2 separate regions of the Homo sapiens genome follow, and region 1 is linked to region 2. A link is an interaction called in ENCODE POLR2A ChIA-PET data of the cell type or tissue named here. Cell type or tissue: OCI-LY7. All regions are shown on one strand. Links, peaks and the distances in the headings refer to the core of each region. The heading gives the core; the rest is flanking DNA.

What was found. ChIA-PET counts read pairs that join two places held together with the same protein. Peaks named below come from ENCODE experiments on the same cell type or tissue, not always from the same donor. Only the 100,000 strongest peaks of a DNase experiment are listed, where the experiment ranks them.
Region 1: POLR2A ChIA-PET joins it to region 2 with 5 read pairs; 4 of 35 experiments call an interaction of 5 or more read pairs at or near these places.

What each region holds. Positions count from the first base shown.
Region 1 is chr20:50,288,265-50,303,748 of GRCh38, reverse strand. It overlaps LINC01270 (long intergenic non-protein coding RNA 1270), which reads right to left and starts at 11,029. Exons shown (of 5, transcript NR_034124.1): 1 at 10,919-11,029; 2 at 5,336-5,593. RefSeq lists enhancers at 9,126-9,626, 10,740-11,476. In OCI-LY7, for the core only: no CTCF peak of the experiment used is centred there; a DNase peak (open chromatin) is centred at 6,058.
Region 2 is chr20:50,361,132-50,376,615 of GRCh38, reverse strand. LOC105372657 (a long non-coding RNA gene) reads right to left here. Exons shown (of 3, transcript XR_936837.3): 2 at 12,135-12,271; 3 at 7,750-9,181. Among named protein-coding and RNA genes, the nearest start is that of LINC01271, 48 kb to the right of the region's middle. RefSeq lists an enhancer at 2,579-3,079 and a silencer at 4,237-4,437. In OCI-LY7, for the core only: no CTCF peak of the experiment used is centred there; no DNase peak of the experiment used is centred there.

The sequences.
Region 1 (15,484 bases), core at 3,470-8,469, 71 kb after region 2:
CTCACTCAGGTGGCTGCAATTCCTTGCCACCTCGCTACTTTCCCTGCAACGATACTTCCTCTCCCTCAAATTCAGCCTCCTGCAGGAGCCTGAAAGACACCTACTATTTTCTGCTGTTTACTATCAGAAGCTCCCCATTATTTTCAAAGGAAGTGTAGCACCTTGGCCAGCCTTAAAGCCTCTGACCTCTCCCTTACAATTTGTATGTTCCAGCCAGCCCGAACTACCCACTTCTCCACGATGTCTTTTCTGATCTCTGAACCTTTGCATAGGCTGTTCCTTTTTTTTTTTTTTTTTTTTTTGAGATTGGGTCTCACTCTGTTGCCCAGGCTGGAGTGCAATGGCACGATCTTGGCTAACTGCAACCTCCACCTCCCGGGTTCAAGAGATTCTCCTGCCTCAACCTCTCGAATAGCTGGGAGTACAGGCATGCACCACCACAGCCCAGCTAATTTTTTTATTTTTAGTAGAGATGGGGTTTCACCATGTTGGCCAGGCTGATCTCAAACTCGTGACCTCAGGTGATCTGCCCGCCTCGGCCTCCCAAAGTGCTGGGATTACAGGTGTGAGCCACTGTGCCCAGCCGTGCACGGGCTATTCCTTCTGCCTGGTGTGTTCTTCCCACTCAACTCTTTGTCTGACTACTCCATATATGCCCTTCAGGATTCAGTTTACATGTCATGAGCTTCGTAAACCTTCTCTGACCCCCTAAGTCTGGTTTAGGTACCTGCTGAGGTCCTACAGTGCTCCCCGCCTCCCACCATGTGTGAGTCAAACTACAGTTATGGCAACCAGAAACCCTTCCAAATTTTGTGTTTGTTTTGGATTTTAGAGACAGCATTCCTTCCAGGCATTTTAAGCAGAAAGGATCCAACACAGGGAATTGAACACTCACAACATTGCTAGAAGGGCTGGAGAGGCACCAGCACCACACAGCAGAACTGGACCTTCAGGAGAGCTGCCAGCCACTCAGGATGGTGGGGAATCAGGAGGCCACAGAGGAGCTGTAGACTTTGAGAACGTATCACAGCACCATCCAGCCATCTGGAGATGAGGAAGCCACCACCACCACCCCTACCTCTAGACTCCCCAAGAGTGGTAACCGGACGCCAAGGTTGCTGCAAGAAAATCCATCCCATGACCATGCTCACCAGCAGAAAGAGAGCCCAGGAAAAAACAAGGCGGCCCCCACTTCCTGACTCTCACAGGAAGGCATCTGCCTGGCGGGACCTGCAGAGCGTTCAGAGCCCCTGCTGCAAAGAAGGCTGGGGAATGCGGCGTGTAGCCTTCCAGTCTCTGCAGCCTCTTGCTAGAAAGAGATATTAATAGGAATGGATGCTGAGGATCAGATGACCCTGAACATGAGGTCTTAGGATTCCCTATCTCAGCCCCAACACCCTGTGCGAATGGAAACCTCTGCTTACTTGTCTGTGTTCCCTGATGGACTGCGGACACTTCAAAAGGCCAGGATGATGCCTTGGATATCTCGGGCTCAGCAGCATCTTGCATAGGCCCAGTGCAAGACAACAGTAGTCATGCAAGAAGAAAAAGAAGAACTGACATTTATTGAGCATTTACTATGCACTGAGCACTGGGCTACATGTTTTACATACCTGTTGACATATTCACAACCCAATAGGGTAGGCATTATTGCTGTCCCTATTTATACATGAAGAAGAGAAGGTCTATAGAGGTGAAGTAAGTTTCCCAAGGTCACCCAGCCAGTACATATCAGAGATGAGATTAAAAATGCAATCTGTCTGACTTCAAGCTCCAAACACTTGCCACTTATGAGAGGCACCTTTATCTTCTCCCAGGCATCCAGAAAGGTCACAGCAATGTTGTGCAATGAATGAATGAATACATAAGTGTCTTCTCCTTTAGGAAACTACCTGTCCCCATCTCAGCTGCCTTCCCTCCACTGGGCCTGGGTTCCTCTCCAAGATCAGGGCTCAGAGAGTAAAAATAATACATAAGACTGCACTGGGATTCCTCACCTTGGGTCTGTAGGTGGCTCTTAGGCTCCATGACCACCACTCCCATAAAGTTGCTAACATTTTGTGTCTATATGCAATTTTCTGGAGATTTGACTCAAAGTTTTCACTAAGCTTTCAAACTTCAAAAACTTGATACTGCTGCATCAGGGAGGAACACAGGAATTTTCCTGCCTCCTGACCTCAGTTCCGATCTTATGACATAGCATGCATTCACCTGTATATCCATCCAACTTACCTATCCATCCATTCATTCTCTCATCCACCATCCATGTACTCCTCCATCCTATTTCCCCATCCACTCATCCACCCATTCATCTATTCATCCACCAATCAATCTAACCATCCATCCATCTTTCCATCCATCCATCCACCTATCCATCCATCTATTCTCTTATCCACCCTCCTACCCACCAATCTATTCATTTATCTACCCATCCATTCGCCTATCCGTCCACCCACTCATCCATCCATCTATCCACCTACCCATCCATCTATCCACCTACCCATCCATCTATTCTATTATCCACCCTCCCACCCACCAATCCATTCATTTTTCTACCTATCCATTCTCCTATCCATCCATCCATCCATCCATCCTACCCATCCATCTATTCTATTATCCACCCTCCTACCCACCAATCCATTCATTTATCTACCTATCCATTCTCCTATCCACCCACCCACCCATCCATTCATCTATCCATTTACCCATTCTTCTGTCCACTCACTCATCCATCCACCCACTCTTTCATCTATCCATCCAACCATTTGCCCATCCATACACCCACCCATTCACTCATGGAATCACCAATCCATCTACCCATTTATCCCTTTATCTGTTTATTCATCTAGCCATCTATTAAGTCATCCATCACTTTATGTATTAATTCATTCATTTAATTATATATTTATCTATTCATTCATCCATCAGTAATTCACAGTATTCAACAATGAAATCACCCGCTCCATCCATCACACAATTTAAAATCCAGCACTTGTTTATTTATTCAACCATCCATCATCCATCTCTCCATTTATCCACTAATTTCTTCATTCATGTGTTCACTCATCCATTAATTCAATTGTTAATTATCTCATTCATTGATTCATCTATTCTTTCATTGATCTATTTCTTCATCCATTTTATCCATTCATAAACAGTTCCCTTATCTCCACACATGTACCCAGCCATTAAATTATCCATTTGACTATCCACCCATCCATCAAGTCATCACTCATCTTTTCACCCATTAAATGCTCCATCCACCCATTCTGTTCTCTATACCAGAACCAAGAAGTGAATCACGGCTGGCCCTGCCCTTGAGAAGCTCACAATCAAGTGATGGAAACAGACAGCTACAACCCAAGATGGAAAATATTCAGAAGTCAAAGGGAGCTCCAGGCAGGTGCCTTCACAGAAGGGGACTCAGGTCCTTCTAGGGATTCAGAGAAGGCTCCTTGGAGGAAGCAGCATCCAAACAGGACTCATGAAGTCAGAAAAACAGTGAACAAACTCCCTTAGATATCCCAGAGGGTAACTCACAGGACCTAACCACCTAGATGCTCATTGAGCTCTTTGGAGCATCCAAGACTGAGAACACCTGTGGCAAATGTTCACCCAGGAATTCCCAAACCCAATGGCTAATGGAACACTTTCCCCCTTGTCACTCCTATTAGTACCCCCAGAGACTCTGTGTCCCTCAGATCTGTGTCCTCAAAATGGATAAATGATAAAATAGATTTGGGAAATGCTAGTCTGGTCCAAACTTCTTGTTTCCACAAAGAAGAAAACAAAGTTCCACAAAACATCTCTGACCTCAAAAATTGTGTTCATCTGTAGATAAGATGCAATGCACAATATATGCCCAAAGACTCCACGTTTTTTTTCTTCAGACGGAGTCTTGCTCTGTCAGCAGGCTGGAGTGCAGTGGTGCGATCTCGGCTCACTGCAACCTCCGCCTCCCGGGGTCAAGAGATTCTCCTGCCTCAGCCTCCCAAGTATCTGGAACTACAGGTGCGTGCCACTATGCCCAGTTAATTTTTTGTATTTTAGTAGAGACGGGGTTTCACCATGTTGGCCAGGATGGTCTCGATCTCCTGACCTCGTGATCTGCCCTCCTCGGCCTCCCAAAGTGCTGGGATTACCGGCGTCAGCCACCGTGACCGGCCTCCATTTTTTTTTTTAACCTGCAGAGCTGAGCATAGTGTGTGGCACACAGTAGGTGCCCAATAAGTATTTATCAAAAGAATGTGGCCCTTGTTGAAGGAGTCACTCCAAAATGGCCTTGGCTTTTAAGCTGTCCCTACTGCGCAGTGACCCCTGTGTGGCCTTAGCCAATGCCACAACTCCCAGCCTCAGTTTTTCTGTCTGGGAAATGGGCAATAAGGTCATCTCAGCAAAGATTGATGCAGGAAGCGCATGCTTAGACTCGACTTTGGTTGCAGGCTTTGTCTCAGGATGTAACTCACCGCCACTTTCTCACCCTGGCTAGTTGGGTTTCTAGCCAGCGATGAAGACCTAGAGGCATCTGAGCCACACTGAACCTTCGAGGTTGAGGCTGGTACCTGGAAACCGCCTGAGTAATCCCACTGTGTTCCTGCCCAGCCTGATGGGGCATGAACTGGAAATTCCCTATAATATTTGCTCATTAAATGATTCCTCCCCTCCTCCTGCTTTTTCCTCCTGCCTCCCACTCTCCCTTAGCCAGCTCCCAAAGCGCCTGCAGTAATCTCTGCAAAGGAGTCCAACTGGTTTGGGGAGGGCTGGGTGGCCACTTCTTCCTGCCTCCCACCTGCCCACCCGCTGCCGGAGCCCAGGCCTCTGCCTGCCGGGGTGCGTGGGCTGTGCAGTTCTAGAACACAGCGCCGAATGCCCACGCAAGATAAAGGGACCACTAGCGCCTCCTCAGCCCAGGCCCAGCCCTTGTGCAATCCAGATCTTTGCTCCTCAGAGACAGCCATGGGGATGAGCAGATATGCTTATCTGATGGGGCCACGAGGCCTCCAGATGATTCCAGGGGCTGTTTTTTCTTAATCCGGCTTTGGGCTCCTCACTGCCATGCAAATGTGCCCGCTGTTCCCCCATTTGGGCATGTCCTCATCCTCCTTCCCGTCAGTCAACACTTATTAGGCACTTCCTGTGTGCCCAGCCCTGTGCTGAGTGCTGGGGACGCAGAGGTAAATATGACAAAGTCCTCGCCCCATGGAACTCACAGTCTGAGGGGGACAGGGCAGATACATAAAAAAAGAGAATGGTCACAGGAACGTGGGTAACTCTCAAAATCATAATGTTGAGGAAAAGAAGCCCAGTAAAGAATACACCACATGATTCCACTTACAGAAAATTGTAGAGAACGCAAACTAATCCACAGCCGCAGAAAGCAGATCAGCCACAGTCGGCAGGCGATGGGAGTGTGGATGGGGCGGCCGGGAGGGATGAATGACAAAAAGACACAAGGACACCCTTGGGGGCGATGGATATGTCTGCTGTCTTGATTGTGCTGGTGGTTTCGGAAGTGTGTGCATATGTCCAAACTCATCCACATGAACACTGGAATATGCGCAGTTTATCGTGTGTTTGTTACACCCCAGTAAAGCTGTTGAGAAGAAAAAAAGGGAGATAATTGAGAGACAGTGTGAGCAGTGCAGCAAAGGTGAAACTCAGGAAGGTCATGGGAGGGTGGATGGAGAGGGTAGTCAGGGAAGGCTTCCTGGAGAAGGCAACTGTTGAGCAAAGTTTTGAAAATGAAAACAAGTCACATAAGGAATGAAGAAAAGAGAGTGGTGTTAGATTCCAGATGGCCTGAGCTCAAATCCTGACTCAGTGGATTCACAAAAAGCTGTGTGTCTTTAACTTCAGCTCTCTGAGACTCAGTTTCCTCATCTGTAAAATGGATCTCCTATTTACCTGATAGGACTGGTGGGAGATTGAAATTAGGGAAAGCCCTCCGCCCGACATCCAATGCTCACAGCATCTGCAAACGCCCTGAGGTAGGAGAGGAACAACAGGGAGGAAGTCTGTGGTTGCAGCAGAGAGAGGAAGGGGAGAATCAGGGGGTGGGAGGGAAGGCCCCAGGGACCAGGGCTACAGGATGTGCGGGCCATGGTGAGGGCTAGAGCTGTCTCTTAGCACTGGGGAACCAAGCGAGGCCTGGATAAATGCAGGAGAATTTTATCAACAAAGTTGTCCTTTTAATGAGGTCACTCTGATTATTACAAAAAACAATTTTACAGTCGGGAAAACTGAGGCTTGAGCTAAGGATTGTTCCGAGGTCCTGTGGAATCACACAGCTAGAAGGCAAGTGGTCTCCCATCCGCCTGAACCTCTCTGTAATCTCTAAGCAGGTGAAGGGCTGTTATCCAGGTCTATTTGCACACCTCTGGTGATGGGAAACTCACAGTGTTAACAGTTCTTCCTATAGGACCCAATTAACAGAGGCTTCTCAAATTGGACCCAGCTCTTCCCTCTAGCTCTGCCTGGACACCAGCTGCTACCCTGCCAGAGTCCTATTAGGAGGAGCCCGCTGTGGGCGGGGATGAAGTAGGAAGAGATATGAGCTGTGACGGAGGCTTTCTGGGTGCTGCCCCCAGCACTCTGCCACAAGAACCCAGGACATACCCATTCCTTCTCTGGGCTTCAGTTTCCCCATCTGTAAAAGGAGAGATGCTCATTGCTCTCAGAAGCAGACTTGGCCCTGCCGAGGGGCCTGGCAGGGGGTGGGGCAGGCATGGGGTTCACCAGTATCACCCGTCCACCCCCGTCTTGGGGGCCAGGGCCCTGTCTGGATATAAAGGCCGGTGCCCTGGGGTGCAGCCGGCTTAATAACAGGTTCCAGGATCCAGGAGGGGTTTGAACCCAGGAGAATAGGTTCAAATACAATTGAGCAGCCCACGTTCCTGTCTGTAGCTCTGAAAGCCAATCGTTCCCACACCCAGAGGGCCCGGTCCCGGCTCTCATCAAACCCATTCACCCCAGTGGAGCCCCCATCTGTGTACCTACCATGTGCCAACCTTCCCACTGCGCTCAGAAGATGCACACTCCTGACTTTGGCCATGAGCTCTGGACCTGCCCCGGCCCCCAGTCCCCTCCTCACTCGCCCCTTCACACAGGCCAAGCTGAGCCCTGCATCGAGGCCTTTGCACTTGCCATTCCTCCTGCCCAGAACTCTCTTCCTGCAGATCTTGCCATGGCGGCTCGTCCTCCAGGCCTCCAGCCAAGCTCACCTTCCAGTGAGGCCTCTGACCCCATCCTATTGATCCCTGTCAGCCCCCTGCCTTGTTTTTCTCCATCAAAGTCTTCACTGGGATGTCCTGATCCTCTGCCTGGCGTCTGTCTGTCCCTGGATTTGGAGCTCTTAGACGGCAGAGTCTAGGGCTGCCCTGGGACTGGCTCTGACATCACCAGGTCCAGGCTGGACCCAGCCTGGTACCCACCTCACAGTGTAGGTTAAAGAACAAATGAAACGGGCATGGGAGATTTTGCACCCACCTGGGGGACCATCAATGCTTCATCTACACAGACCCTCTCATCTCCACACACAGGCCAGGGGGATGCATAGACCTGGACACAGATTCACTGCATCCCGCCCCCTCCAAAACACCCTGACACACACGTGTGCACACACACGCGCCCCCCGTGCCCACCTCCCCTGGCCTCCACACCAGTGCTTGGCACCCAGACCTCTCAACTTTCCCTCCTTTCACTGGGCGCCAGCTGGCCCTTCGCCAGCTCCTCTCCCCAGCCTGCCCGCCTGCCCTGGGCACCAGACTTATAAAGGACGAGGAAGGGCCTGGGGTGGGCTGGCTGGGTGCCATGTGAATGCGGCCCCTGGGGCCTTCGCTTCCCCCCGCTGCCAGACACCTGTGTAATGAGTGTCATTACTGGGGACCCGTTGGGCAGGCCCCAGCTCGCCGCAGCCACCCAGGCTGCACATGATGCTGGGGACAGGGTGCAGGGAGCGTGAGGGGCAGGGGTGCTGGGGGCGTCTCTGCTCTTGCCAACCCCAAAGCTCAGCTCTGGGTTTCTGGATCAGCAAAGACGACTTCCCGCCTTCCACGCAGATTCCAAACCTCAGGCCCTTAAGTCCCCTATGGGCTAAGGTCCAAGATGGACTCGGAAGGAGACAAAGGAGGAGAAACACTTATTGAGCACCTACTGTATGCCTACTTGTTGCTAAGAGCTGGTCACTTTTACTTCCCACTGTCAGACACTGTCTCATCCACTCACCCCTCTTCTGTTTGCTTATTGCACATCTCAGCTCATTCAAGCACAATTGAGCACCTACTATGTACCAGGCTGTGTGCTAAACACATTACATATATTAACTCATTTGTCCTTTCAGCAATCCTATGACGTGGCATCTTACAGGTAGGATGCAAAGAGGTAAAGTGTCTCACCCAAAACCACACAGCAAATAAGCAGTGGGCCAGGAGTTAACCCAAGGCCCCTGGCTCCAATGTCTGTGTTCTTAACCACTCACTGCTTTACACTACCTCTTCCATCAGCCCTACAAGGGCAGGGATTTTTGTCACTGCTGTGTCCCCAGCACCCAGCCCAGGACCTGGCATATAGGAAGCGCTAAAAAAAATCCAAGGAATAAATGAGTGGACGAATGAGCGAATGATCTCACTGAGTTCTGAGAATATCTTTCCAGGTGGTATTTATGGATGAGGACACAGAGGCTCAGAGAGGTAAAGTGACTTGCCCCAAGTCACACAGGGAGTGTGTCACAGCACTGAGATTGGAACTAGGATGGGAGGTCTGCCCCTCCGCCCTCCTGCCCCCCATGGCCCTAATCTCTCCAGACAGTCCCTGCCCCTGGACTGTGGGCCACATGAGGGCAGACGTGTGCCTGTCCCTGGGCAGTCCTGGGATCCAGCCTGGGGTCTGCACGCGGTGGAAGGCAATTCCAGCTCCTCCCCTTGGCCCCAAGGCCTTCTGAAAGGGAGACCCTGACAATAACACTTCCTCACCCGGTCACTTTCCTGACTCCCAAGCAGTGATGAATTTCCCAGACAACGCCTGCACCTCACCGCCACCTCTGGGCCTGTCTGTGTGCTGCTTCCCCTACTGGGAACGCTCTCCCAGCCCTTCTGCCCCAGCCACAGCTTGGAGGTCACCTCCTCCGCCAGGAAGCCATCCAGGCAGCCCCACAGCCCACAGCTCTCGGGGCTGCAGGGATGAATGTGGGACCCTCTCCTCCACGGCCTGTGTTCTGGCTTCTGGCTTCTCCGGGGGAGTTGAACTCCCTCGATTCTCATGCCTGTCCAGCCACTGACCTTCTAGGGGAAGCTGGCTCGGGCCTCACTGAGCTCATCTGTGAGATGGGTAGAAGTTCTGAATGCGATCTCAGGCAGTCTTGCCATCTCTCACATAGGCTCCTGCCCAAGTCCCAGCCGCGGCTGCTCACTCAGCCCACCAAGCCCTGCATGGTCCAACCCCTGCTGGCCCTCCAGCACCATGTCCTGCTGCTGTCCCCTCCTCACACCCCTTCAGCCTCCTTGCCTTTCCTGGAACTTCCCAAACCCATTCCCACCCTCAGGGCCTTTGCACGTGCTGTGGTGAGTTTCCCTCTGCTGGAAATCTCTTCCCCAGGTCTGGTCCTTCTTCTCCTTCAGGCATCTGCTCCACATCACCGCCTCAGAAAAGCCCTCTCTGACCCACTCAGCTCCCAAACACCCCTGCTGATTCCCATCACGGCCCTTCTCTCTGGTGAAATCCTCTCGCCTCTTCAAGCATTTGCTCACCGATGTTTATCTCCTCCATCCTCTCCTCCACCATAGTGAGGGCAGAGACCTTGTTCACTGCTGGGTCCCCTGGAGCCTGGCATACAGTAGGTGCTCAAGCAGTGGTGGTGGAATGAAGGGAAGAACATCAAAGTGCTGCCCCACCCCTGCCCACCACCGGCCCCCAGCCCAAAATCAGGGAGTGGGAACCAGGAGGCCCCACTCCCGCCAGCAGCAGGCGCCCCCTCTGAGCCCGAGCCTGTCTGGTTCCCAGGCCCATAAAAACCACCGCCCTCACCTTGCCCTGGGGCGGCAAAGGGTGAAGGAGGAAGCTGTGGGGTTCAGAGATTGAACTGTCATGGATTCAGAGGCCTGGGCCAATGAAAGTCAGTGTTCACAGAGTGCCTTCTGCGTGTCCAGGTGCAGTTGAGACACCCCACACTCACAGCCCTCACTGCAGTTCTGCAAGATCAGGACCACCACGATCACCCTTCACAGGTGAGGAAACTGACGCACGGTAGGGTGCAGCCACGTGCTCCAGGCTGTGCAGCCTGAGAAAGGTGAAGTCAGCATTGGAACCCAGCTCCGCCCGACACCGCAGCCAGCATTGCTCTCATCCATGGCAGTGCACGGAGACCATGTCGGTGCCAGCTATGTGCCAGGTGCTGGTTCAGAGCACAGGTCCTGGAGCCAGACTGCTCAGTGCGTTAGGCAGGTGACTCAGCCCCTCTGTGCCTCAGTTTCTCCAGCTGTGAAACAGTCCACATGGCACCTCCCTTGTCGGCTGCTGAGGAGACGAAAGGAAATTATTTCCAGTCAAACAGAGTGCTCTTGTTGCATGCCCTTGGGAGAATTCATTCCCGCTCTGAGCCTCAGTTTCCCCATCTATCATATGGGGATTAAACTACGCCACTGTGTTGCATCGCTGCGAGACTAACGTGACGTATTTGCACAGTGCCTCCCGCACAGTGGACGTTTACTCAGAGCTCACTGTTCATTCACTCCAGTCCTGCAGGCCTCACTGTCCCCATCTGTAATCCCAGAAGGCAGCCCTGATCACCCAAGACGGCTGCTAAGTCCCTAGTGCAAAGGTCGAGGGGTCCCAGGGCAGCCCTGACAACTGGGGATATCCTGGGGGTGGGGAGGACAGCTGAGTGGCCGGGATCAGGAAGCTGCAGGGGGCCCAGGTGACTCACCCGCTGGCGGGGCTTGGGGGCTGGGCTGCGGCCCCCACGCACCCCTCTGGGCCCTGCCTTGTGCCCAAAAGTGCTGTGTCATGCTCCGTCATGTGGCTCCGGGTCATTAATACCCGAGTTCTGGGAAGCTTGGGCCGAGTTCCCGGAAGGGGTCAGCCAGTTCAGTAAACAGATTGGCTGGTTCGTCGTCACAGCTGAGCCGGGCGGGCCTGCAGCTCAAGAGGCAGGAGATGGAGGCTGGTGGCCAAGGGGACACAGGAACTGCCCCCGGCCCCATTCGGGGCTGGCACCTCCCAGGGCAGCCTGGCCCAGGCTCTGCAGATGAAAGGAGAAACCAAGGCCCAGAGAGGGCAAGGCAGTTGCCAGAGATCACACAGCAGGTCCGGGGCGCGGACCTAGAATTCTGGTCTTATCATCCAGTGCTCTCAGCATCACTCTGACTGATGGGCAGGGGGGGACAAATCACCTCAAATTGTAACCTAAGCCCCCCAAGCCCCCAAATCCTAACCTGGACCCTAAGGCCAGTGTGTTGGATGAAGGGAGAAATAAATGGAAGGCAACTTGGGAAGGAAGCAACTTTGAGGGGTTACTGGGCTGTCCCCTGTGGTCGATCCTATAATCATAGTAACTGCTTCTAGTGTTTCTTGAGCATCTATTATGTACAGGGCATTACCATAAGTGCCTTCCATAAATCCACCCATTTAATATTCAGCCACCTTTATACGAATAAACACAGGCATCACGTTTAAAGCATCCACTGAGTGCCAGGCACTGAGCTGGGTGATTGACATACACCACCCGGGATCCTCTGCGGACCTTGCCAGGGAGGCATCGCCGTCACCCCTGTTCATCAGATGAGGAAACAGATGCCCAGGAGGGCGAGCAGCTGAGGTGTATGGTGGGAGAACAGCAGGCTCCAGAGTCGACTAGACCCAGGGATTCAAATCTTTACTTTTACCCTTCCTGCTGTATGGCCTCAGGCAAGTGACTCCACCTCTCAGAGCCTCAGTTTACCCATCTGGTAAATGGGGATGATTATGGTACTGGAAACACTGGAGCCAGACTTGGTGGGAGCTCGTGAGTGTCATGATAGGGCAGTGGCTGGAGTGCAGACTTTTGGGTTGAATCTTGCTGTGCCCCTTCTTGGCTGTGTAACCTCGGGCATGCCGCTTAGCCTCTCTGGGACTCAGTGTCCTCTGTAAAATGGACATAGCACCTCCCTCATGCGGCAGGTGGGAAGAATGAATGAGCAGAAATCCCCGCAGCCTTCTGTGCGAGGCCAGGTATTCTGCAGCCACTGAACGCAGGTGACTTGTTCTTATATTTCACCTATGATGGCTCCACTGGGACTGGGGTGAGGGGAAGGACACTAGACCATGGGCAGAAGGACAAGGCACCCACATTCTTTGCTGCCCTTTTGCACCCACAAACAATCTGGAAAGGGAAGCTCAGCCTTGCCTGCCTCCTTGAGGGTCGGGGCTGAGGCTTGGCGTGAATGGTTGCCATGGCATCCTCCCCACCTCCCCACCAGCCACTCTGCCTTGCTATGGACTCCACGTTCCTCCCCTACTTAAAACCCTCTAGGGCTCCCCATTCCTCTTCTCGTGTACTACTCCCCAGTTTGGCTGAGCCCCAGACAGGCCTTATCATGGCTCTTTGGTTCTTGGCACCCCAGCCCCAGCCCCCTTGGTACAAACTCTCACACTCATCATTCCCACCTCACCCTTGTGCACACACAGGGCCCTTCACCCGGCATGCCCTCACTTTCCCTAACCCACCTGCCTGGTCTGGATTTCACCCACCCTTCAACGCACGTATTCAAAACCTCCTCCTCCAGGGAGACTGCCCTGATCCTCCCCTTTGAAAGCGAACTCTTTCTAGACTCTCTCTATATATATACCTCACTTACGTCTTTCTATCATTATATATCAACTATTTTTGTCCACCACCTCAAATTTTGGCAGCTGTGAGGTAGAAAATTTGCACAAGGGAGATTTTGGGGAAAAAATATTGCCTCTAAAATACTTAAAGAAATCTGCTGGCCAGGTGTGGTGGCTCACTACTGTAATCCCAGCACTTTGGGAGGCCGAGGCAGGTGGATCACTTGCAGTCAGGAGTTGGAGACCAGCCTGGCCAACATGGTGAAACCCTGTCTCTATCAAAAAATACAAAACTTAGCCAGGTGTGGTGGTGCATGCCTGTAGTCCCAGCTACTCAGGAGGCCGATGTGGGAGAATCACTTGAACCCGGGATGTGGAGGTTGCAGTGAGCTGAGATTGTACCACTGCACTCCAGCCTGCTAGGCGCGACCCTGTCTCAAAAAAAAGAAAAAGAAAAACCTGCTAAGTTGAAATTTTAAAATCTTTAATTAACCCACTCACACTTTATAATTCTATATTAAATTTCTAATTTAATATTTACAAAAATATTACAAAAATTTTCGAGGCGTTTGTAAACAATCTGCGAGTGAGAATGTTTCTTGTTGGGCAAGCGTTCCCTGGTGTACGCAGGGTTGCCAAGAACCCGAAGTAAGTGGTAAAATAAACGCGCTGCTTGTTGCCACACAATTTCAGAAGTGAAGTTACTAATATTATTGAAGTGTTTGGGTGATTTTTCCAACCCTCTTTTGGGTCCAGTCTGACCTTCCGTGTCCGTGTATTCCCCATCATCCTCATCAACCCGTCTCCTTCAACTCTTTTTCCAGTTCCCCGTCTTCTTACCTCCCTCCACCTGGAAAACAGTCTTCCATATTCCCGCCACACATGCTCGCTCACACTCCTCCGCCCCCTGCAATGCCCTCTCCTCTTTTTTGTGGGAATCTGACCCTTCTTCACAGTTGAGTCCAAGCACCACCTCTCCAAGTCACCCCGTCCAGCCCCGATCCAGGACCATCTGCCAGGCTCGGAGGCAGCTGTGCTAACTCTCCCCGCCAGCTCCTTACCTGCAAAATAGAAGGGCTGCAGTATCACAGAGGCCTCAAACTCACGGCCTTCAGGCCAAACCTGGCCTGATATTTGCCCTAACATTTAAATATCAACAGGTTTCATATAGCAATCTAGATCAAGCTTGTCCAACCCGCGAACAACAGGCCACATGTGGCCCAGGATGGCTATGAATACGGCCCCACACAAATTCATAATGTTTCTTAAAACATGAGATTTTGTTTGCGATTTTTTCTTTTTAGCTCATCAGCTATCGTTAGTGTTAGTGTATTTTATGTGTGGCCCAGGGAAGCCAAAAGGTTGGACACCCCGATCTAGATTTACAGCTTCTCATGAAAAACTGTCAGTCCCGGCTTCCCACGGGGCGACACTGGCAGAAACTGAGCAGCGTCCACCCCTTTAGACAGGCCTGCACCCCTCTCCCACCACTTCACCATGAGTGCTGCTTGCCCAGCCCTGGCAGCACCTGAGTTTGGCTTTTTTCAGTCTCAGAATCCCTTCTTTTATTTTATTCTAATTTTTATTATTATTTATTTATTTTCTTTTAGAGACAGGGTTTCGCCATGTTGCCCAGGCTAGTCTCTAACTCTTAGGCTCACACAATCCTCCCATCTCAGCCTCCCAGAGTGCTGGGATTACAGGCATGAGCTATCGCGCCTGGCTGTGAGGCTGCCTTTTGGAACCAGTCCTCCAATGAGGCTGATCCTCTGACTCCCTTGAAAAAGCATCTTAGAGTCTCCTGGTCTGCTGGCAAGGAAAGGCCGCCTGCCCACTTGTTCCCATCTGCACCGGTAGAAGAGACCCTTCCCCAGTGTACATCCTCTGGACACTTAAATTCTTTGAAGCACAGTGTGAAAAACTCAGCACCCCCTGAGGCCAGGTTGTGACCACGCCAGGTTCTGGGCCCTGCCCTAGACCTATGAAGTTGGCCCCTCAAACCAGTTCCCCATCTCAGCAAACGATAGCGCCTGCATCCACCTATCCACTCCAACATCTCCCTCGCCCAATCCAACAAATCCTGCTGGCTTTGCCTTCCAAACAGAATCCAGTCCCTTCTCCCACCTCTGCTGCCATCGCCCTCCTTTTGTCCTAGACTAGGGGAGTCATCTCTGCTGGGTTCTCTGCTCTCATCACAACATCCTGGCCCCCCACAGTCCACTTGCCCCATTTGCAGCCAGAGAGATCCTGCACCCAGGACACATTCCGCAATGTCTGGAAATAATTTTAGTTGTCACAGCTGGGTTTGGGGAGGAGGTGCGACTGGCAACCTCTCCAGTGGGCAGAGGCCGGGGACGCTGCTTAACATCCTACACTGCACAAGACGACCCCACTACAGAGCAGCATCCAGCCCCAAATGTTAATGGTGCCGAAGCTGAGGAACCTGGTGTTAGAACCTGAGTCAGGCCATCTCCCTCCTGTGCCCAGAGCCCTCCAATGCTCCCGCCTCACTTGCAATAAAATTCAAACTCCTCCTCCTCCTGAGGCCCTCAGGGCCTGGATGATCTCTGGCTCTCCTTCACTTTCCCCCACAATGCAAGCTTGTTCCAACCTCAGGGCCTTTGCATCTGCTTTTCCTACGATCTGGAATGCTCTGTCCCAGACATCTGTGTGGCCAGCCCCTTCA
Region 2 (15,484 bases), core at 5,265-10,264:
CCCGGCACTCTGGCGCCAGGCCGCTGCGCTCAGTCACCCCCACCCTCTCCCAGCTGCTTCGCCTTATTTTGGTTTTGGGTTTTTTTTTCCTTTGGGGGTTTTTGCTTTGTTCTGTTTTGTTTCTGTGAGCCTCCAATATCCACGGCCCTGCACACCTCTTATCTCTAAGAATCTCCATGAATCCTGGCAACCACCTCACAAGCAGGGGCGCCACTATTAGCCCCATTTAACAGATGAGGAAACTGAGGCTTAAATGACCCACTCAGGGGCAGCCAGCAAGGACGAGGCAGAGCCAGAGTCAGGTTTGGACCTGGGTCTGAGGGCTCTTTCTACAGTGCCAGCTCATCTGCCTTATGTGGCAGAGACCTTTGATGGACCAGAGGTAGGGAAAAGTCACCCCAAACTTAGCTCTGGGTCTCTGCTGGCCTCAAAAGAGGGGGCTAAGGGGGCACTTGGTGCCATAGAACAGTCAGAGAAATAAGAACAAATTTATGATGATGACAACGACAAACTTTTTTGTTGCTTTTTAAAATAATTGGGGGCCGGGCACGGTGGCTCACGCCTGTAATCCCAGCAATTTGGGAGGCAGAAGCCAGAGGATCACTTGAGCCCAGGAGTTTGAGACCACCCTGGGCAACATAGTGAGACCCCATCTCTACAAAAAGTAGAAAAATTAGCTGGGCATGGTGATGTACGTCTGTGTTTCCAGCTACTCAGGAGGCTGAGGTGGGACGATCGCCTGAACCTGGGAAGGTCAAGGCTGCAGTGAGCTGTAATTGTGCCACTCCACTCCAGCCTGGGCGACACAGTGAGACTTTGTCTCAAAAAATAAAATTAAATAAAAATAAAAATTTTTAAAAGTGGGATATGATGAACATGCAATCAATGCACAGGTCTTACGGGTTTAGTCTGATGAATTCCAATGAATCAAACACCCAAAACAACATTCAAAACATTTCTAAAACGAAGTTCCCTATATCCCTTTCCAAACTCCCCATCCCTGGCCCAGCCGAGGGAGCCACTGATCTGCTTGCTGTCACCAAAGTTTAGTTGTGTTTCATCTAGAGTTTCAAAAACCAGGAGCGTTCTTTTTGGTCTCAACACAATGCCTGCAAGATGTATTGCATTGTTGCAAATATCACGCACTTGTTCCTTTTTGTGACTGAGTAGCGTTCCACTGCAGGAGGACATCTGGGTTTCCAGCTGTCATGAACATTTGTGCACACTGAGCACCCACTTGAGGCCTGTCACAGTTACAATCCAGTGTCCTCTGCAGGCACTGTGCATGTTGATCCTCACCACTGGTAGATATGGTTCCCACTTTGGGGTCAAAGGAAGTGTGAGTGCAGGGAAGTTGGGTGAGAAACCCAAAAACACATAGCTCACAGCAGCCAAGGCAAGATGTGAACCTTGAGCAAGGGACAGATGTGGACCCAAAGACATGGCAGGTGGCCCCAGGCCCTGGGGGCACACGTTTGGTGGAAAGTGAGCTGGAGCGCCTATTGAGTTTCTGGTCCTGTTCTAAGCACTTTGCATGGACCAACTCATTCAGTCCTCCCAATAACCTGTATTATCCCATTTCACAGCAGCAGAAACTGAGGCACAAATAAACATGAGTCACATCTCCAGGATCACACACCTAGTGAGGATAGAGCCAAATTGGACCCAGGTGGTCTGGCATCACAGTGCTTCCCTTAACCACATGGCTGTGCTGCCTCACTGGCCCCCCTTCTAATTTGCCCCCTAGTGGGGCAGGCTCAGGTCCTGTCTGCCTGGAGGCATTTCCACTCACGGTTGTCTCCCTTCCCAACTGGGAGCCCCTCAAGTCTGATCAGTTCAAGATCCAAGGGCCTGGTGCTGGGAGAGCAGGGAGGAGGCAGCAGGGTAGAAAGCCAAGAACAAGACTCTAGATTCAGCCTTGGATCCTGGCTGCGCTGTTTTCAGGCTATGTGACCTTGGACCAGTCACTTAACCTCTCTGAACCTCCACTCCCTGTAAAATTAAAGCTGATGGCAATAATAACGACCTCATGAGGATTGAGTGAGCTGGGTGTGGAAGTAACGGAGCTGACATTTACCTGCACTTTGCTACCTGCCCATGAACTCTCAGTCCTCAACCCAGGCTCACAGCAACCTTGCAAAGCAGATGCTGTTTAATCTCCACCTTACAGACAAAGAAACTGAGTCTCTAAATACTATCTCCAAGCTAAAAGCCTCTAACCATACATTTCCTGCCTTGAACTCAGTCTTGAATATCCAGCTACGACTCAATATGCCTAACAGGCATCTCGGACATCCCAGGTAAGAAACCAAACGCCTCCTCCAGCAGGATCCTACCTCTCCTGCATCGTCTTTGCCTCTGAAAGTGGCACCTCTCTCCTTCCAGGGGCTCAGGCCAAACACCTGAGTGTCCTCATTGACTCTTCTCTTTCTCTAGCCTCTGCCCCACCACCTCCCATCCACAGCCTGCATCCAGGATCCTACCACCCTCCAAGGTCCGCAGCCCCGCCCTGGCATGAGTGTGTGTGCTTGGATTGTTGCCATGGCTTCCGAACTACCTCCCCCATTCCATCATTGTCTTGCTACCCAAAGGAAGTCGGATCACATCTCTCCTCTGCTCAACACCCTCCTCTGGCTCCCATGTCACCCACAGTCAAAGACAAGGTCCTGGCAGTGTCCCTAAATCCCGTGTGGTAGTACACCCCCACTCTGCCTTTCTGGCATCTTCCTTCCAGCCACACTGGCCTCCTCCCTGCTCCTGGAACACATCAGTCACACGGCAGCCTCAGGACCTTTGTACTTGCTGTTCTCTCTTCCTGAGACTCTGTGCCCTGAGAGAACCACAAGCCTCCCTCTCTCACCTCCTCCAGGTCTTCCCCCCATTTTATTTTTTCTTTGTCTTTTTTCTTTCTTTTTTTGAGACACCAGGCTGGAGTGCAGTAGCATGATCTTGGCTTACTGCAATCTCCGCCTCCTGGGTTCAAGCAATTCTCCTGCCTCAGCCTCCCGAGTAGCTGGGATTACAGGCATTCACCACCACGCCCAGCTAATTTTTGTATTTTTAGTAGAGACAGGGTTTCGCCATGTTGGCTAGGATGGTCTCAAACTCCTGACCTCAGGTGATCTGACTTCCTTGGCCTCCCAAAGTGCTGGGACTACAGGTGTGAGCCACCACACCCAGCCCTTTCCTCCATTTTCAAAGTATCTCAGGGCGTCCTAGACCACCTGCTTACATGAACAAGACCTCTGCACCAGCACTCCTCGCCCCTTCTCTCTGTGACATCATCACCAATTGACACTCGGAATTTTAAAATTTATTAACATTATCATTATTGTTAGTTTTGAACGTCTCTACCTAATGGGTTCCACAGGGCAGGATTGTTTCGGGGTGTTCGTTGTGGCATCCTCAGCACCCCCTGCCCGGTTCAGAGTGCTTGCATAATAAACGTTTGCCAAATGCATAAATGGGGATCAGGAAGGGGTGACTCCCCCCAGATCACCAGGTTAGAACATGAGAGCTGGGCTTGGAACCCAGGGCTGTGCACTCAAGCTTCCAGTGACAGGTTCCATGCCACAGAGATGGCAGCTGTTGCTGTCACGATTTTTAGGGTGATATTCCCATCGTTCCCCACCCACAGGGGAGAGCTAGGGGGCAAAAGAGAGAGGTTGGGCTGGCTATGGCCTCCAGCCAGTAAGAGGTGACTCACCCATCCCGTGATGACAGGTGGCATTCCTCCCCTTCCCTGGGAGGGTGAGGGGGGTACTTTGGCCTGAGATAAAGGGAGCATCCTCCTTCTGGGAAGAGGACAAACAGGTGGGAGAGACAGCCAGGTCACTGCCTGGAGGCTAGCATGTCTAGGCTAGAGGGTCACCAATTATGATAGGGGCAGCCCGGGTTGGGCTGGTTGGACTGACCCCTGAGCCTCCCTGGAGTGAGAGACTCAGGCGCTAGTCCTCTTACCAGGAAAATGGAGCTTTTCCTAAGAAAACAGCATTCCAACCTCTCCTTCAGCAGGTCACAGGGAAACCCCTCGATGTCCCTCCATCTTCCCCTTGGCATTTTTGCCTGGGTTGAGAGGGACCTGAGCCAATCAACAAACACTTTTTGAAAGAAACAGCAAGAGTCCCACAGACTCTAGCCAGACAGGCTTTATTTGATGTATTGATTTATTTTAGAAAAGTCTTAACTATGTAAATGACACTTGAATACAGTTCTGTTGCAGAAGACTCAACCGTCCTCCTCCCCAGTGAGTTTGCTGCCTCTGAAATTGCACTTGGCTGCAAGTAAAAAATAACAAACACCAGGGTTTCACCCAATGGGAGTTCACTTCTCTTGTGTAAAAAGAAGTCTAGAGGTGAGCAAGTCTGGGCTTGTAGGCTTGTTCAGGGACATCACCAATGACCAGCTTCCTGGTCTCCCATGTTGGTATGTGACTTTCAAACTCCTGGCTCAAGAGGGTTGCTTCTCAGCAAGGCAAGAGGGCAGGGAAGGGACAAAGTGTGTGCGCTCTGGGTCTCATGGCTACTACATTGCACCCGCGTGGTTTCAGGGGAGGCTGGGGAGGTCTTATTTCACTTGGGCACATTGCCGCCCCATTCAAAAGTGGGGAGAAGGGGTGATGAATGATGGCAAGCGCTAGCGGCCTGGGCCCTGGATTTCTTTTGTGCCACCTGATTCGAAACAGATTGCAAATGTGGTTTTGCAGCCCGCTTTTTTTGTTCCGCCTAACTATGTGTGTAGAGATTTGCCTTATCATTTTGATCTGCTACATAGTATTCCATGGCATGAATGCACCATGGTTTATTTACCTAATTCCACGTTCATTGATTTCATTGATATTTAGTTTTCCAGCCTAAACTTCACTATTATAAACAATACCACAGTGAGCATCCGCACACAGCTCTCTGAGCGCATGTGTATTTCTGCACAACTGGGATTGCTAGACAAATGATGCAAAGTGCTACCACACCACCGCCAGGGCTTTGCCAGTTTGCACTCCCTCCATCCACAAAGGAGAGGATGAGAGGGCCTACTTCCCCCACACTCACCAGCCTAGCTGTCTTTTTTTTTTTTTTGAGACGGAGTCTTGCTCTGTCGCCCAGGCTGGAGTGCAATGGCGCGATCTCGGCTCACTGCAAGCTCCGCCTCCCAGGTTCACGCCATCCTCCTGCCTCAGCCTCCTGAGTAGCTGGGACTACAGGCGCCCGCCACCACGCCCGGCTAATTTTTGTATTTTTAGTAGAGACGGGGTTTCACCATGTTAGCCAGGATGGTCTCAATCTCCTGACCTCATGATCCGCCTGCCTCGGCCTCCCAAAGTGCTGGGATTACAGGTGTGAGCCACCGCGCCTGGCCCCATCTGTCATTTAAAAAAATTTTTTCCCATTGTGATTATTTTTGTTGTAATTTTTTTTTTAGCTATAGCTCACTGCAGCCTCAAACTCCTGGGCTCAAGCGATCCTCCTGCCTCAGCCTCCTGAGAAGCTGGGACTACAGACTCACGCCACCACACCTAGCTAATTTTTAAATTTTTGTAGAGATGGGGTCTCACTATGTTGCCCAGGCTGCTCCCAAACTCCTGGCTTCAAGTGATTCTCCTAACTCAGCATCCCAAAGAGCTGGGATTACAGACATGAGGCAACCCCCCAGCTTTTTGTTATAATTTGAATTTCCCTTATTAGTATTAAGGTGGAGCCCCTTGTCATTTACATATAGGCTCTTTGTATTTTCTGATCTGTTCTTTGCCTTTTTAAATTATGTGGCCATTGTTTTGTACTTAGTTGGTTCCTTTCTTTTCCAATTATGTTAGTTCTTTTCTATTTTTTCTATTTTACAAAAAATGCATTGATTATGCCTTAATAAATGGAGTACATAATTTGTGTTCAGTAAACTACATTCCTTCAAAGCAGAGTTTCTCAACCTAGCACTACTGACATTTTGGGTCAGATAATTCTTTGCTGTGGCGGCTGTCCTGGGCACTGTAGGATGTTGAGCGGCATCTCTGGCCTCTACCCACGAGATGCCAGTAGCATTGCTTACCCCCATGATGACCAAATGTCTCTGCACTTTGCTGAATGTCTCCTGGGGGTAAAACCATGCTTGGTTGAGAACCTCTGATTTCAACTGTACAGTTTGATGAGCTTTGATCGATGTGTACAACCAAGAATCCACCCCCTCCTCCAAGATCTTTGCATTTCGTTATAAATATCCCCCCCCGTCTGAGACTTGGCCCTTCCTATTGGCGTAACCTCGGTCGAGTCACTTCATTTCTCTGAGTCTCAGTTTCCTCCACTGTGAAATGGAGATAATGATTCCAACCAGGCAATGATGTCGTGGGCCTCAGAGTGAACAACGCATGCGCTGGCATGTCATACGAGTGCAGTGAGTGCTAATTCTCTTGTCTTTCCTCACTGTGTGTGTATGTAGGTAGTCCATAGATATTACCTGAACACCTACTAGGTGCCAGGCCCTGGGCTAGGCTCTGGATACAGTGGAAAACAAGACAGAAAATGTCCATGTCTCTACTGGGGGAGACAGCGAGCAAAGAAGCCAACAAATGAATGAACAAGAGCAGGATTCCCCTACGACCCCACACAGACCCATGCTGGGAAGCAACAAGATGCACAATGTGGTGGAGAGGCACCGGGGTGGGCGGTGGTCTTTGGAGACAGTGAGGAGGTGCCGTCTAAGCTGAGAGCAGGAGAAGCTAGAGCAGCACGGAAGGGAGGTCTGGCCAGAGGGAATAGCAAGTACGGCAGCTGTTGAGGCTGGAACTTGGACCTTGAGAGCTACCATAAGGCCTTTCCCACGGCAGCCGACAGGGGAGGGGAACCCCAGCTCAGGCCTCTCGGGAGAGCAGGGAAGGGCAGGTGCTCAGGGCTGGGCCCAAGGCCAGATAATGTTGGGGAGTGGCCAAGAGTGCAGCAGGGCCAGGGCCAGGTGGGCTGAGGGCCTGGGACCTGCCTTACCTGTAGGCCCTTGTGGCGCCTCCTGTTCTGACTGTGGACTCTGCTCTGTTTCTGCAGCTTCCCCACCGGGTGGGGCCTTGCAGCCCCCAACTGGGTGCTTTTGGGGACACTGCCAGGCCAGACAAGTGTTGCTGCCCCCCAGGCACCGGGACCAAGCCCAGGGTTCTTATGTGTAATCAGCACCCAGAAAATGTGTGTGGAACTCAACTGGTGCCTGCCTCAGTTTCTCCACCTTGTATTTCCGGCCTCTGCAATTCACTCTGATTTGCCATATGTCACAACCAGCACTCTGTGAGTTGCAGGGGATGCTGCAATGACCACCATATATGGTCCCTGTCCTTAGGGAGCTCACAGTCTGGCTGGGCAGAGATAAGTCCATGACTGGCACTGTGGGGGTGAGTGTGGCAGGACCATCAGTGTCCACCAACATCCATCAGCTTTTTTCTCATACTGAGAGAATTTTGGAGCATTAGTGGGAAACATGCTAACATAATCGGCAGATAGTGATTCTATTTCCCGGCCTCCTTTGCAGTTAGGCATGGTCATATGACTGAGCTCCAGCCAATGGGATTGAGTAGAAGTGATAGCACTGCTTCTGAGTCATGCCCTTAAGAGGAATGACCCTTTCTCTCTCCCCACTGCCTGGAACGTAGATGTGACGGAGAAGCTATAGCAGCTGTTTTGGACTTGACTGGAAGCTATGGACTGAGGATGACAACAGCTAGATAGAAGGAACCCAGATTTCCAGAATGAGCTTACAGAACTAAACCTTCCCCAAAAGAGGCAAATTTTAAAGCCTTGGCAATGAGAATGAAGATTTTTTGAGACAAAGTTTCCGGGAGAAACATAGCATATAGGCAAATCCAGGGATAGGAGAGAACATGCAGACTTTGAGACACCTAAAGGAGTAGAGGGTGGCTGGACCGTAAAGGACAATGGGGCAGGTGAGATGGGGCTGGAGAGGTGGCAGAATCCACTTTGAGGAGCCTGAAAGAGCCAGGTTAAGCCCTTTAGACTTTGTCCTGTGGGTAAAGGGGAGCCATGGAAGGCTTATGGCAGGAGAGGGAGTGATTAGATTTGCTTCTTAGAGTGATCTCCCTGGCCACAGGGCAGGGGATGAATTTATTCATTTATGGGATTCAGGAATAAAATTGAGGCCCTACTATGTGTCAGGCACTGAAGGTTATCAGTGAACAAAACAGACCCAATTCCCACCCTCATGGAGCTGCAACCTGGTGGGGTGAGACATGAGTGAAATAATCACACAGGTAAATAAGAAGTATGATCAGGGCAATGGAGAGATGTATGTCAGGATGTGAGGTTTGTAATGAGGGATTCAACTTGGGGGGATCAGAAGAGCTTTCCTGAGCAAGGTGACAGGGAAACAGGAGCGGGAAGAGTTCCGTTCAGAGGGAACAGCATAGGCTGTTGATGCCCACACAGCAGCAGGGAGAGCGGGGGCTTGGTTGGTGTCCAGGTGGAAGATGATGGCAGAGCTGGAGAGACGTGGGCACAGATGGGGAAGGAAAGCAGGGACTCCTGAGGACCAGCCAGCTTCTGGCTTGAGCAAGGTGGGTACCAACAGAGGAGGCCAGTGGGGAGGAAATATGATGAGTTCAAATATAGTGTGTTGGATTTGAGGTTCCCATAAGCCAATCAAGTGGAGATGCTGAGTGGGGCTTTGCATACAGGGGTCTGGCACCCAGAGGGACTCCCTGGCCAATCGCGGTTGTGATCCTCCCACCTGGAGCACTGTGTGGACTCCCAGTCTTGAGCTTGCCAAATGCCAGCCTTTGGGGGCACCTCATGAGCACCAGGAGTTGTGCTTATGGTAGACACAGCACGGGTTGCCCACCCATGACTCCTTCGCTGACGGGATTCAGTTTTGTTGGTTGTGCATCTACTCAGGAGCTCAGGGACGGTGGCTATTCCTCGCCCCGGCTTCAGAGTGAGTTATAGGTCCAAGCCAACTGCAGTCATTCTCATTCCTCCATCAGTGACTGGTTTGGAATTATAGATGTAACGCCATCTTGGCCAATAAGAAGTCTGCAGATCTGCAGGGGGGAAATTTGGGAACAATTTTCTCCATCATGAAAGGAGACACAGGGGAAAAAATGCCCTCCTCCTCTTTGCTTGATTTTATCATGTCCCAGTGTGATGCCTGGAGCCACAGCAGCTGTCTTGAAACCATGAGGAGACATGTCCATAAATTGCTGAGAATGGCATAGCAGGAAGAAGAAAAGAATGTGAATCACTGGTTACATCTTTATGCCTCCAAATGAAACAACCCTGTTAAATAAAATTATAAGTCCTCTAGCTTTTTTTTCCCTCCTTTAGTCAAGTGTTCTGCTCCTTGCGGCTGAAAACATTCTGACTGAGAAAGTGTTCTTATGCACTATCTCACTTAATCCTCTCGTAAACCTCTGAGGTTGATATTACTATTATAGCCATTTTACAATAAAGAAACGGAGGCTTTTGGCAGTAAACGACTTTTCCAAGGTCACAAGGACAGTGAGTTACAGAGCTGGGATTGGAGTCAAGGCTCAAGGGTTGATCTGAGAGTGCAACTGAGCTATACCACAATTTCCTTTTAAAAGTCTTTCCCCTAACACGTTTTTAGTAGGGAACCATAACCCTGTTCTTATTTTTCTCTGGAAAACTGTGATTATGGTTGGTGGGAAATTTAGAGTGGGCTGCGTTTCTTTGTACACAGTTAATGGCTTTGATTATATGTTTCTGGCTTCTTTATTCTGAGAAAGGCTGCCATTGGCTGTGCAATATAATCAAATCATTTCTTATGTAAACAGCCATCTGGCACAGAGCCAGGGCAGTTCCATCAGCAGGAAGGTGAAAATGAAACTGTGTTGCCAGCCCCGGAAAGCAATCTGCTATTCAGCAGGAAAAGATCAAGGGTTAATGACATGGAGTTGGGCAAAGGCTGTTGCTGTGGCTCTGAGCATTATCAGGAGGCGGGGAACAAAGAATGGTTGTTAAATGGGTTTGTTACAAAAGTTATTTCCTAATGTAATTCATGCAATGCTTGCCAAACACCAGGCATATCCTTAGAAAGCAGAAGGGAACAAAAGGAAGGAAGGAAGGAAGGAAGGAAGGGAGGGAGGGAGGGGAAGGAGGGAGGGAGGGAGACTTTTATAGTCAATTATAAGACTCTTAGAAAGAATTACTATCCTTAATATACAAAGAGTTCTTGCAAAACAATAAGAAGAGGTAAACACCGTATTAAAAACCCACTATTCTGGCAGGCGAGGCAGCTCATGCCTATAATCCCAGCACTTTGGGAGGCCGAGGTGGAAGGATTGCTTGAGCCCAGGAGTTTAAGACCAGCCTGGGTAACACAGAAAGATCTCATCTCTACAAAAAATAAGGAAAATTAGACAGGTGTGGTGGCATATGCCTGTAGTCCCAGCTACTTGGGAGGCTGATGTAGGAGCTGAGATGGTGCCACTGCACTCCAGCCTGGGAGACAAAGGGAGACACTGCCTCAGAAAAAAAGAAAAAAAAGTATGAAGACAAGTTCCACCCCACCAGTTATCAATGATAAGCTACAATGATATGTCATTTTCTGCCTATCAGATTAGAAAAGACAAAAAAGATTGGCAACTCTCAGTGTTGCAGAGTATGGGATAATGGGGATTCTCATACTGTCCCGAACGGACTCTACAAGGGTCTCTGGGAGCAGAATGGCAACAAGCACCATGCTGTTCACTGGGCAGAAATTTTAAAGCAACCTGGAAATTTAACTTGGGGGCATTTATTCTAATAGGCCAAGTAGTCTCTACGGGGAAGGTCGTTCATTGCAGCATTGTTTATAATAGTGAAAAATTGGGGGAAAAAATTCTGAAATGCCAAACTACAGAAGATTCATTAAGCAAACAATAGTCCTCATATAATGAAATGCTGTATTAAAAATTTATGAAATTGCATTAAATAAATATAAAACATTGTGTTAAGCTGTATTAAAAATACTCATTAAAATGGCAATATAGAGGGCCGGGTGTGGTGGCTCACACTTGTAATCCCAGCACTTTGGAAGGCCAAGGCGGGTGGATCACAAGGGCAGGAGTTTGAGACCAGCCTGACGAACATGGCAAAACCCCATCTCTACTAAAAATTCAAAAATTAGCCGGGCGTGGTGACGGGCGCCTGTAATCCCAGCTACTCGGGAGGCTGAGGCAGGAGAATGGCTTGAACCTGGGAGGCGGAGGCTGCAGTGAGCCGAGATCATGCCACTACACTCCAGCCTGGGTACCAGAGCGAGACTCTGTCTCAAAAAACAAACAAACAAAAACAGCAATACAGAGAGACAGCCATGACATTGTAGAGAAAAGCATTTTCATGTGCATAATCTCATTTGTATTAAGTTGTGTGTGCAATGGGCATATATTAAAAAGAGTATTCTAAATGATGTTTGCCAAAATGTCGGCAGTGTTTATTTCTGGACAGTAGGATTTGGGGTAATTTTTACATTCCTTTAAATCAGGGTTTCTCAACCTTGACACTATTGACATTTTGGGTCAGATAATTTTCATTGCGGGGGACTGTCCTGGGCGCTGTGGGATGTCTAGTGGCATCCCTGGCCTCTCCCCACTAGATGCCAGGAGCTAACCCCTACCCCCTATCCTAACAACCAAAAATGTATCCAGATATTGCCACATGTCTCCTGGGGGACAAAACCACCCTTGGTTGAGAACTACTATTTTAAATGCTTTTCTGCATTATTTAAATATTTTAACAACAAGCATGTATTGTTATCATAATCGGAAAAACAAACACATTTTTAAAAAAATTCAGTAAAGTCATCTGTGGCTCTGTGAACTGACTTTGGATTTGGTCAGCAAAATTCAGTCAGAGAGTACAGAAATCTGTTATCTTCTTATGTTTGACAGAAGGTTCTGGTGAAATATCTGGACGTTTAGCAAAGTTTTCCCTGGGTTGGTTTTTGCTCAAAAAACAGCTTCTTTTTTTGCTATGGGTTTGAATATAATTAAACTCCTCGAGTGGATGCTTTGACGGTCTTGCCCACTTTCTCTTCTCTTGGTAACTACTCGTATTTTGAGGGGATTGCCACACTTCTCTCGTGTGGTCCCCCTTTTTGGGGAGCTGATCGCCTTCCTGACACCAAATCTAAGCTAATTTTCCAAATCTCACCTTCGGCTGCAGCCGCTGGTTCGAGGGCGGACATGTAACTAGGTTAGTTTGAGTCTAGAGAAGAATCAATGTCAGGGGCCTCTGGAGTGCATTCCAAGTAGCCACTCGAAGAGATCTTCATCTGGACAGAACGAGACCTGGAACAGTCATGCTTGTTTCAACGCCGTGAAGAAAACCAGCCAGAGGAAACAAACAAACAAACAAACAAACAAAAACAACACACGGAAGCAGAACTGGGTAAATCGCAGAGGAAAAGAGTTGAAGCTCTGATCAAACCAACCCTGAAGCTCACCCTTCTACTAGGCTTTTCATTAATACAAGCCAGTAAGTGCCTTTTATGCTTTAAATCAGTGTGAGCTGAGTTTCTATTCCTTGCAGCCCAAAGCTAACTTGTACAACCTCCTTCGATAAGAGGAACCTCTCCCAGAGTCCTGCATTCGTGTCATTTTAGCAAATATGTATTGGACACTTACTGGACACCAGGCCCACTGTCTGATCCCAGGGGGACGAAGATGATGAAGACACAATCCTGGCCTTTGAGGAACGTGCTGCCTGGTTGGGGAAGATGAGGGTATGGGATATGTGCCATGATGGCAGGGACACAGAGATACAGTCGGCTTGGGGTTGCAGAGAAGAAATCCTTGACTGAGCCCATCTGAAGGGAGAGTAGGGGAGGGAGAAGGGCGTCTGCCAGCCTGGATGCTTGAGAGATTGCTCTAGGGCAGGGCAGGTACCATGTGCAGAAAGGAAAGAGCTGCGAGATGGGGAGCATGACCCCAGAGGCCTCCGGGGTACCCCACATAAAGGGGGCTCAGGCAGGGCTGGGTCCCCCGAGAGAACCCCTGCAGCTTCAGAGCATGAGCCCCCCTCCACCTGCCCCTGCTTGGTGCAGTCCAGCTGCTGGCAGAGAAGGTGGGGGTTGGGGAGGGACCCCTTGTCAAAGCCCAGCTTTTTCATTCCAAGGATGGAAAAACCAAGATATCAGCAAAGATGGCACTTTATCACCAATATTCTTTCAACAGCATTCATTCCACACAAGCTCCTACGGCAGAGGGCAAAAGTCAACCCAGGCTTAGGGATTGGTGGGAGACAGATAATCACCTATAACCCTGAAAAATATAAAGCTTTGATCATGCTCTAGGGGTTTCTAACAGACGTTCCAGGGAAGTCAGGGAAGGCTTCTTGGAGGAAGAAGCACTTAAGCCAAGAGCTAAAGGGAAAGGAGTTCCCTTGGCAAAACCGGGAGGGAAGGGGTTTCAGATGGAGGGAACAGCCCGCGCAAAGGCCCTGTGGCAGAAAGGAACACATATGAGCAAGGGCTTTGCATTCACATCCTGCTTTTCATGGGTCCTGACCACAAGCCTGTAAGGTAGGTCTTCTTATCACCGTTTTAGAAATGAAGACATTGAGACTTAGAGAAGCAGTGACCTCCCCAGAGACACACAGCCAGGAAGCAGCAGAAATGGGAATTGAACCTGCATTCTTCATCATACCCTGGTATGTCCCTGGTGGGGGTCAACCAGCAGCTTTCTGACTGCTGGGATACTTCTCTTTGAGAACACAACAGTTCTTTTTTTTTTTTATTATTGTACTTTAAGTTTTAGGGTACATGTGCACAACGTGCAGGTTAGTTACATATGTATACATGTGCCATGTTGGTGTGCTGCACCCAGTAACTCATCATTTAACATTAGGTATACCTCCAAATGCTATCCCTCCCCACTCCCCCCACCTCACAACAGGCCTGATGTGTGATGTTCCCCTTCCTGTGTCCATGTGTTCTCACTGTTCAATTCCCACCTATGAGTGAGAACATGCGGTGTTTGGTTTTTTGTCCTTGCGATAGTTTGCTGAGAATGATGGTTTCCAGCTTCATCCATGTCCCTAGAAATACCGTTTGACCCAGCAATCCCATTACTGGGTATATACCCAAAGGATTATAAATCATGCTGCTATAAAGACACATGCACACGTATGTTTATTGCGGCACTATTCACAATAGCGAAGACTTGGAACCAACCCAAATGTCCAACAATGATAGACTGGATTAAGAAAATGTGGCACATATACACCATGGAATACTATGCAGCCATAAAAAATGATGAGTTCGTGTCCATTGTAGAGAACACAACAGTTCTAAAAGTGTGGTCCGAAGATCCCTAGGGGTCCCCAAGACCCATTAAGGGGTTCGTAGGATTATTTGCCCTGTTTACTCTCATTCTCACATGAGTGTAAAGAGTTTGAAAAGTTCATTGATAGATGTTTAGATTCCACATTGCATCTGAATTTAAGACATTACCACTGATTAGTTTTTGTGTAGCATTAAAGACTATTCATGGCTGGGTGTAGTGGCTCATGCGTGTAATCCCAGCACTCTGGGAGGCCGAGGCAGGCAAATCACCTGAGGTCGGGAGTTAGAGACCAGCCTGGCCAACATGGTGAAACTCCATTTCTACTAAAAATACCAAAATTAGCCGGGCATGGCAGCAGATGTCTGTAATCCCAGCTACTCGGGAGGCTGAGGCAGGAGAATCACTTGAACCCAGGAGCCGGAGGCTGCAGTGAGCCTAGATTACGCCACTGCACTCCAGCCTGGGCGACAGAGTGAGACTCCGTCTCAATATACATGTATTTCACAATGTGACAATATCCTCCCTTTTTCCAACGATGTGCCTTTGGAAGCCAGGTTTTCTCAGGTACTTCATCCTAAACAAAGTCTCACAGCAGATCCACTGCAGAAGCAAGTGTGAGGACCCGCTGTCCCCCAGAGGCCAGCTGTTACAGAGAGATGCAGAAATATCCACAATCCAACAAATGCCACTTTTCTCATTAAATTTGTCCATTTTAAAATGCATAGGTATTTATTATAAAAAATGTTATGTTCATGTAATGGATTTATTATTACATTTGAGTGAATAAATAAATATGTTATACATTTCTTAGTTTTCATTTCTAACGTGAGTATCGACTGATAGAATCCACACAAGCAAGAAGAGCTCCTTGGGGTTCTCAGCAGTTTTTTAAAATGTAAAGGGATCCCGAGGGCCACTGTCTGGGGAGGCTGCAGAACTGGCCTCTCTTCCCTGCCCTGCACCCACCTAGGCCCCTGCTCTCTTCCTTTCTCCCTTCCGTCCTTCCCCACTGTAAGTCTGTACTCAGTGCCTCCGGGAAGGGCGGGGACACCAAGTACGGGGATCCCAGGAGGCTTCCTGGCTTTTGAGTTTCAAAAGTTGAGAAGAGCAGGAAGAACTCACGTCTTGCAGAGAGCAAGGTTCCCCCACCCAGAATCAGAGCCAGGGTCGCAGGATAGGTACAGAGACGGGGTGTCAGGGGTGGCCCCCAGCCTGGGG